Linked DNA regions of Homo sapiens: region 1 is linked to region 2. Evidence: chromatin contacts called from ENCODE Hi-C data. All regions are on one chromosome and are shown on one strand. Each heading gives the region's core, a stretch centred on a gene start or an enhancer-like site at or near the end of the contact. The rest is flanking DNA. Distances are from core to core; before and after follow the strand shown. Region 1 has its middle 82 kb from the start of ZNF397. Region 2 holds the start of TPGS2 (tubulin polyglutamylase complex subunit 2).

What was found. Hi-C counts contacts between places; a loop is a spot of excess contacts on that map. Pooled maps may share reads with other maps.
Region 1: a loop to region 2 is called in a pooled map, with 2.2 times the contacts of the local background. The contact joins the enhancer-like site here to the promoter of TPGS2 in region 2. A Hi-C loop is called at or near these places in 2 of 50 pooled maps.

Annotation. Positions count from the first base shown.
Region 1 is chr18:35,156,998-35,161,806 of GRCh38, forward strand. No RefSeq gene overlaps it. Among named protein-coding and RNA genes, the nearest start is that of ZNF397, 82 kb to the right of the region's middle. Within about 2 kb of position 2,039, at least 5 of the 41 ENCODE cell types and tissues checked have a DNase peak (open chromatin) inside an H3K27ac peak, as active enhancers do.
Region 2 is chr18:36,826,218-36,830,712 of GRCh38, forward strand. It overlaps TPGS2 (tubulin polyglutamylase complex subunit 2), which reads right to left and starts at 2,785. Exons shown (of 7, transcript NM_015476.4): 1 at 2,466-2,785. The coding sequence starts at 2,550. KIAA1328 reads left to right here and starts at 2,910. Exons shown (of 10, transcript NM_020776.3): 1 at 2,910-2,979. The coding sequence starts at 2,922. RefSeq lists enhancers at 2,145-2,254, 2,355-3,147 and a silencer at 2,545-3,144.

The sequences.
Region 1 (4,809 bases), core at 789-3,288, 1.7 Mb before region 2:
GCTTGAACCTGGGAGGCAGAGGTTGCAGTGAGCAGAGATCGTGCCACTGCACTCCAGCCCAGGTGACAGTGTGAGACTCTGTCAGAAAGAAGAAAGGAAAAGAAAGGAAGGGAAAGGAAGAGAAGGGAGGGGAGGGGAGGGGAGGGGAGGGGAGGGGAAGGGAAGGGAAGGGAAGGGAAGGGAAAAAGAAAGGAATGGAAAAGGAAAAGGAAAGGACAAAGAAAGCAAAGTTAGCTATTACTACTAATTTTGGCTTCAATAGCAATCCTGTGAGGGAGGTAGTACAGATATTACTGATATTATAATAATAATCTTCTTAGCCTGATGCTAAACATTTCAACACCGCCCACTGCTTTCACTGCCCTGCAGCAAGAGCAGTCCTAGGCAGCCACATGTTACGTGGTTCAGAGTGGGCGTCTAACCCAGGGCCAGTCAGTATTAGGGTTTTCAAGTGACCACATGGTCTGCCTCTCTGATGGCAATTAGATCCTCCCTCTGCTCTCCCCTTCCCTCTCATTTGCACTAAGGATTGAGAACCTTAGCAGTGAATACCAGAGCTTGAAAGGATGCACAGGGAACGAAGCCACGAGGAAGGATCACAGCATGCTGATGTTATATATGAGCAGTTGCTCTGAAATAGAAAAAAGGTGAAAGTGGTCAAAAGAAAAGAGAGGCCTGGGCACAGGGACTCCCACCTGTAATCCCAGCACTTTGGGAGGCTGAGGCAGGAGGATTGCTTGAGGCTAGGAGTCTGAGACCAGCAATGTCAACATAGCAAGACCCTGTTTCTACAAAAAATGTAAAAATTAGCTGGGTGTGGTGATGCACACCTGTAGTCCTAGCTACTTGGGAGGCTGAGGCAGGAGGATGGCTTGAGCACAGGAGATTGAGGCTGCAGTGAGCTATGATTGTGCCACTGCACTTCAGCCTGGGAAGCAGAGCAAGACCCTGTCTCTAAAAAAAAAAAGAAGAAAAAGCAAACACTCAGGAAAGAACCAAGGAAGGTTTTAAATACGATTTTCTGGAATCTAGTTGACCAGATTTATAGAGCTCACATTTATGTGTAATTAACATAAGTCAGAGGTAACTTAAATGAGTCGCTTCCTTGCAACCCAACACATTCTCATGAAGTGAGGTTCTCGAAAGGGAATAACTTTCCCAAGTTGATAGAACAGAAGGGACCTTCAAGACAATCCAATACCAAGCCCAGCTGAGCACCTAGATGACAGCTAGCATCACCTGCCAGCCCTGTGCGGGAAGAAGCCAACTTGGACATCCAGCCCCCTTGGGCCTTCAGATGACTCCGAGCATCTGTCCATCTGACAGCAACCACAGGAGAGACCTCAAGCAAGAACTGCCCCGCTATCCCATGGAACCATAAGAGAATAATAAATTGGTTCAAGTCACTAAGTTTAGGGTGGCTTCTTGTGACACAGCAATAGATAACTAGAACAATGTAGTTGACAGTGAAGGATAGATTTCATTTTGTTATTTTATACAGGCATTTTGCAAAAAGAATGTGAATTGAGTCACATTTATGCTGTAACAGCTGTGAAATAATTTGAGCATATCACTTTGGTGAGCTTCATAAAATTAAGTGTAAAATGAGGGAATGAGACTAGGTAATCTTTGACATCCCTTCTGGCACTTAAAAATTCTGATTCCCAATAAACTACACAATGAAAAACAACATGGCCCCCAGGGGATAGTTACCTGAGCTAGGCAGAACTTTCCTACCCTAGAAGCGGAGGATAGGAGGGGTGGGGAGCAGGAGGATAGGAATCAAATGCAAGTATTTTTTATAGGCTGCTTCCCAGCACATAGTAGATGCCCAAAAAAGTTGTTTGAATGAAATGTCCCTTTCCTGGGTGCTTTGATTTAATTTGTTTTTCTCACTCAGTTATTTGATCTGAGGTCACTTCCCATGCAAATGAAATAAGAAAGAGGAATCAGAAACACAGACAGGTCCTAAGTGAATTTTTGACATAAATGAGTTTTTAAATGATCTCCATGTTGTTCCTTCACTCTCCTCTATCGACTTGTACTGAAGTTCCCAGAGTGTTCCAGGCAATGGGCATGTCTAAGTAACCTGTTGCCTCTTGGGTTATCCCACTCAGGGGGCTGAGCAGGTGGAAGCCACAGAGAAGTCACACATTATATACAACACTCATTCTTCATACAACCCCGTCTCTGCAATAAGGAAGTGGCCACATCTGCCTCCACCTCATCTGTGGCACTTTATTTTCCACTTCCTGAAAAGAAACAAAGCATCATATATTTACCATGCACACTGTCATGGCCATTACTCAGTTTGTGATGCAATGGATGGGACAAGTGTCGACTCCTCCAGCCTTTCCAGAGACCCTGTAACTGCAGAGAGGACCATAGGGCCAGGAGAAACAGGGCCAGTGAGAGACTCTGATGTCACTCCTCAGACCAACATCACTCTGCGCTGTTCAACAGCAAACAAGCACATACTATGATGACAAGGGAGGTAACTAGGCTAAAAGAAGCTCATTAAAAATCAACTTTATCTATAAAAATTTCCTCTTCTTCCTGCCCTGCTCTCTCCCCACAACTTCCTTCTCCTGAAAATACCTTCGTTAAACTAAGGACTAGAAAACCTGGGTTATTTCCAAAGGGAAGGTCATGGGAAACGCTTCCTTTGGACAGTTTTCTTCATTGGTTATAATTTAAAAAACAGCTCAGGGGTAATTTAAAACACATATTTTACTGGACATGCTGTTCACTTTCAACACAGAAATCATGCTATATACCTTTCTCCGTATTCCCAACTTCTGAATATCCAAGGAGGAAATCCAGTCATTGCCTCATTCATGAGGATAATGGCTCCCAATTGCCCAGTGAGAACCCATAGCACACTCTGCTTTAGCCACCTCTAATGATAACTAAGGCAGTGACCCACTGATGGTCTATTCTCTGCTCCTTCCGACATGCACTGAGTCATTCTTCTACCAGCACAGTGAGTAAGGACTCGTATTTTAAGTGTGCAAGTTGTTGGGTTATTTACTGAAACTTACTCAGCTTCCTTCTCTGGAACCTAGAGACAATAGCAGTAGTCTTGTTGTATGCCCACAGCCTGGTATACAATAGGTGCTCAATGAATAATAGTGTCATACATGTGCAGGGCACAGTGTCTCATGCCTGTAATCACAGTGCTTTGGGAGGCTGAGGCAGGAGTATTGCTTGAGGCCAGGAGCTGGCCAACTAGCCTGGGCAACGTAGTGAGATCCCATCTCTAAAAATACAATAATAATAATAATAATAATCAACTAGCCAGTCATGGTGGCATGCACCTGTAGTCCTAGCTACTCTGAAGGCTGAGCCAGAGGTTCAAGGCTGCAGTGAGCCTTGATCAAGCCATTGCACTGCAGCCTGAGTGATCTCTTAAAAAAAAAAAAAGTTACATACATGAGCACAGTGTATAATTAACTACCTACATATAATTACTAGTGAGATTATTTAGCTAATTTCTTTTCTTTTCTTTTTTTTTTAATAGAGACAGGGGTCTCACTATTGTTTAGGCTGGTCTTAAACTCCTGGCCTCAAACAATCCTTTCACCTCAGCCTTCCAAAGTGCAGAGATTACAGGTGTGAGCCACTGCACCTGACCCGTTTGGCTAATTTCTAACCTTTTACTGCTAAACTCCATGCACCATCACCATGTAGACTATGTCTGCCTGGCTCACCATCCTATCCTTAGCAACTAGCACACTTAACTAATACAAAGAAGGTGCACAATATACTTATGAATGAATGGAATGAAAAGTGCCTAGATGTAAGGTTGCTAAGAGGATGTAATAAAATAATACATGCAAAGAGCTTATTATTGTGCCTGGCACATAGTTGTACATTGTTGCCTACTGCAATTAGTGGTGGTGATGGTGGTATTGGTATAATTTCTCTCAGTCCATACCCAAACTAAAGTGTGATGTGCAAGAGAGATACTCTCTCTGTTCTCCAGAGACAGCCACCCAGAGATAGCCCCTATTCTACTGCTCCTTATTAGGCCCCCAGCACAACCATTAGCACTTCTAGCTCTAAATTCCTGCCTCCCCTTCCCACAGTTCATCCGCCTGCCATATATTCAACTTTCTAATGTATGTTGAGTCCCCAGAAGAATAAAGACTTTCATGGCTAACTGCTAGGTGGTAAGCTTTCTGCGCAACACTAGGCACTGGATCTACAGTGCTTTTTGGATCTACACATGGTCTCTTTTGACAGAAGTGGATTGGAGATCATCAGTCACCTACTATTGTTTTAGAAGTCAGAAGTACCTTGCCTCAGGTCACTACACATTTCTTCTGAAGGGGTTAGATCTTCTCTTTTAACACATTATGTTGTGATTGCTGGTGCTGAAGACTGTGTTCACCCTAGGGCATGATTTTAGGGGTGGGACCATTTTGTCCACGAATTTAATGTCCCCAGCACCTAGCAGTTTTGAGCACATAACAGAACTTGGTTTACCAAATAAAAATAAAAGAGAGAAGGGAAAAGGTGCAGTGGTGAAGTTTAACATCAGAGTTATTTCCTGTATATTCATTTTTCTCTCCATTAACACAGAGAACAAAAATTTAATTTTACATCAGAGAAAATTTACAATCCAGGTGGTCAGAACAAGAGAGATGAAAATGCAGAATTGCAGAGAGCCATGAAGCGTAACTTGACTCTCATGAGCATGGAAGTTTAACATCATGACTTTTAAAAATCTGTCATTTAACATATGATGTGTTTTCAAGCTTCAGAGACTGAATTCCATCAATGAATATTATATTCTGACTGCATGCT
Region 2 (4,495 bases), core at 1,535-4,034:
ATAAAGGCTATGTTGCCCAGGCTGGTCTGCAACTCCTGGTCTCAAGCAATCCTCTCACCTTGGCCTCCCAGTGTTGGGATTACAGGTGTGAGCCACTGTGCCAGCTACATTTTATTCTTTTCAATACTATTGTAAATTGAATTGTTCTTAGTTTTATTTTTGGATTGTTCATTGCTGGTGTATAGGCTGTGTGTGTGTGTGTGTGTGTGTGTGTGTGTGTGTGTGGATTCCTTAGGATTTTTTATATACAAGATCATGTCATCTGCAAACAGATAGCTTACCTTCTTCCTTTTCAATTGGATGTCTTTATTTCATTTTCTTGCCTAATTGCCCTAGCTAGAAACTCCAGTACAATGTTGAAGAGAAGTGATAAAAGTGGAATTCTTGCCATGCAGAAAAGAGTGAACATAGCAGGCCCGAGACAATAATCCTCAGAAAGGTCTGCCAATCGGGCTGCCAAAATCCTTTTGTTGTAATGAATCATAGCCATGAGTAGGACTATCTCCTGAGTCCTGTAATCCTTGCGTCAAATCATTGAATCTGGTGTGATCTTGGGGAACCCTAATACAATTTTTGTTCCTGATTTTAAGGGGAAAGCTGCCAGTCTTTCACCATTACATATGATGTTAGATGTGGGTTTTTCATAGATGTCCTTCATCAGGTTGAGGAAATTCTATCTCTATCCCATCCTATTTCTAGTTTGTTGAGTTTTTTTTAATCAAGAAAGGTTAGATTTTGTCAAATGCTTTTTTTATTAAGATGATTATGCAGTTTTTGTCTTATTCTATTAGTAAGTTGTATTATATTAATTGATTTTTTTTAAGTTTCTTTTTTTTTAGTGACAGGGTCTTGCTATGTTGTCCAGCTGGACTTGAACTGGGCTCTAATAACCCTCCCACCACAGCCTCCCCAGTAGCTGGAACTAAAGACATGGGCCACCATGCCCAGCTATTAATTGATTTTCATATGTTAAAACCACTCATTCCTAAATCACACTTGGTCTTGGACTTCTATTAAAAGAGACACAAATTTTAAAAATCAACCAAACAAATACATAATTTCAAGTAGTGAAAGTGCTATAAGAATAAAAGAAAAAGCAGGGTAAGGAAAGAGAGAGCAAGAAAGACGGCGGTTATTCGAACTATATTCAGGGAAGGTTTCTCTGAAATAATGACATTTGATCAGAGATCTGAATGACCTGAAGAAGCGAGACATTCAGAGAAAGATAATTCCAGGTGCAAGGACTAGCAAACTGCAAAAGCCCTGAAGCAGGAACCCGCTTAGTGTGTTTAAGGTACAGCTAGAAGGCCATGTGGGCAAGAGTGGAAACAAAGTCAGAAAGAGATGAGAGCAGATCTTACAGGGACTTGTGGGTCATGGTACAGACATTTGGATTTTATTATAATTGTGATGGGAAGGCACTGAAGCATGCTTTTCAGCCTTCTTAAAAGACCTTTCTCCTCCTTAGTTTTCTGGCTAACTCCTATATGTCTTTCAAAATCTAGCATCATCTCCTCTGTGACATGTTCTTTAACTTCCCTGGTAAGATCAGTCCCCTCCTCTGTGACATCTCTGAGTAACAGATTACTGACCTCTTTTCACACTCCTAGTGACCTCATTTGTTTATTTTTTTCACAGAACTGTGTCTTTTTCATATTTTTAACCTCACGTCTAACATAGTGGTGAGTACTAAAGAAACGTTTGATAGGCCAGGCGCGGTGGCTCACGCCTGTAATTCCAGCACTTTGGGAGGTCGAGGCGGGTGGATCACCTGAGGTCAGGAGTTCGAGACCAGCCTGGCCAACATGGTGGAACCCTGTCTCTACTAAAAATACAAAAAAATAGCTGGGCGAGGCAGGAGAATTGCTTGAACCCAGGAGGCGCAGGTTGCAGTGAGCCGAGATCGCGCCATTGCACTCCAGCCTGGGCAACAAGAGCAAAACTCTGTCTCAAAATACAAACAAGCAAGCAAACAAAGAAATGTTCGATAAAAGAAAAACTCTGAGTCATTCAGTGGTGCAAGGTTGGATTCCTTTCAGACCCGACGTAGTTGTCGCCCTGGGAGGTCGGGTGCATTACTTCCCCCAGAGAAAGGTCTTGGGTTTCGGGGATAATGCCCTGGCTGAGAATGCCTCCTAGGGGGAGATCCAACTTCCCAACCGTCAGGTGCTTGCTGTGTTCCCTTTGCACGTCTCTGCCCGTCCTTCCTGGGTGGGACCTTGGTTGGCGGTGAGTGGGGGAAACTTCAGGCTTCCCAGCTCTGCCTCCGAACACTCCTGGCAAACACTTTCAAGGCCTAATCACAAACCCAGGTCCCCCACTTTCCTCTGTAACAACGGAAGTCCCAGCAGCGATGTCCACTCCTGTTCTGGGGCCAGCGTCGCACCGCTCACCCCGCACCTCATCCCTCCGCTCCTCCTTCCTTCTCCTCCACACCCTCTCGGCACCGTGCCCCCTTTCCTCACCTAGGATGCGCGTGATGCCCAGGGTCAGCTTCTCCAGGTGCGGCTTGCTGCAGCCCAGCCCCGGGGACGATGCCTCCTCCTCCATGGCTCGCGACCGCGATTCGCGCGCGGCGGGAGCGGGTGGAGGGCCGGACCCCGCCTCAGCGCCGAGGCCAATTTCATGGCATGCCGGGAACGGTAGTTCTCGGCGCCTGAAAGCGCGGCGCAGTGATGATGGGGGCCCGGGGTTGGTCTGACAGCAGCAGCTCCGTGGGGCGCCGGTTCCCGCGGCCCCGCCCGGTGCCCCACACCGCACCTCCGGGACGTAGCTTCCCCTTCGCCCCCACCCTCTCGCCCCGCAGGGGCCGGCCGCGCAGGCGGGGGCGGGCCTCTGCGTGGTGCGGCCAATGGGGACCGAGCCTGCAGGCCGAGGCGTGGCGGCCCAGGCGCGACGCCCCGAGTGGCGGTTGTTTCAAGATGGCGGACGTGGCGGGCCCCTCCCGCCCCAGTGCCGCGGCGTTCTGGAGCCGGGACTGTATCCTTTGCCCGCCTGACAGGGGGCGCCGGCGCCCTCCACGGGACGGCGAGGGGCGAGCCGTCGCGTGGCAGTCCGAGAGCGGAGGAGAAGCTCCGAACTAACCCCGGGGATGGGGACGTGCTGCTCGGCCCCAGTCTAGGTGCTGGGCTCTCCCCTTGCTTGGGTGTTAGGTGGCCGAGAGACTGGTACTGTCTGCAGGTGTGGGGACACGGCTCAGATGCTTCCCAGCGCTCACTACCGGTGAGCTCGAGAAAGATAGCCTTGAGTCCAGGCTCAGTCCAGGGCTGAGATGGCCCTCCGAGGTCCCTCTGCCCACCCTGTCAGAGTGCCCCCAGGCTGACTTGAGTGTGCGGAGCTAGCTCGAAGTTGAGGGAGGAGTCGGTGTTGGCTGGACAGGGAGCCTTTTTGTTTTGATTTAGGATTGTCTTTAGTCTGCATTGCTAGGAGCAAGTCAGGACCTTTCGGACTTAAAAGGCCCTCCAGTGATGATGTATTTTAATACTGGGGTTTTAGGAGAGGTGTGGAGCTTGGTTACTGGGATGTGGTCTGGTGGTGCTGGTTACTGCGTAAGATGGGAATCATTGTGCCTGGAAGTATTGTTGACTTACTTGTGGAGTGCGGGTCACTGGCAGTCATTGAAGTTCTTGGATCGTTGTGAGGTGGAGAAGCAGTGGAACTTTTTAGTCCAGTGGTAGTATTACCAGTTCAGCAGCAGTGATGAGATGTTTGTGTGACAGGAGTGTTTCTTTCCTTGGAGTAGGTAGACTCTTCTCGCTTGAGCTTTGGTCCTGATAATTTACTTCACGTTCCTTAGAGGGGTTACTTGAAAGAGGGACGGCAATCTGTGTTACTGAGTGCTTGCAGAGGCAGCTCTTTTTGTGTTTGCTAGGATTGGTGATGGCATTAATTGAGGCGTTGCTGTTACCTTTGGCAGAATCACTGGGCATTCTTCTTAGCTCCCAGTGAAACTTACAAAACTGTGTTATCAACTCCTTTGTTGAGTTACTAGGATTAGTGTCATGTGTAGAGAGAGGGATATGTTTGTATTCTGTGCTGCTCGTGTTTAGTGTTTGCACTTACTAGACATAATTACCATTTGTCTCTGATAGGTTGGTGAAAAGCAAATGAAATCATGTACATACACTGTGGATGAAAGCATACTAGTGCAGTGTGCAAATTAAATATTTTTTCCTTTACCTTTCAGAAGAGAATATGTGCACTGTGGACAACTGGGCTGAATTAGGAAGTTAGGAAATTGGGATAAGTCTTTTCTCAAGAAACACTGCTTCTGCATTGACATAATTTTGTGATGGAGGAGATACTTGAAGGTTATTAGCTTATAGCATCCTATGGTACTGTTCAAATATAGAATCAATGGTTTGGGGGGGGGACAAGCTATTGCAATGGGACTGAATAAGTGTATTAATAGATATATGGACTGAACCTAAGCTCTTGGTCTTCGCACCCAGTACTTTCACTTACTCATGTAGTTATATCACCCCCTATTTTATGT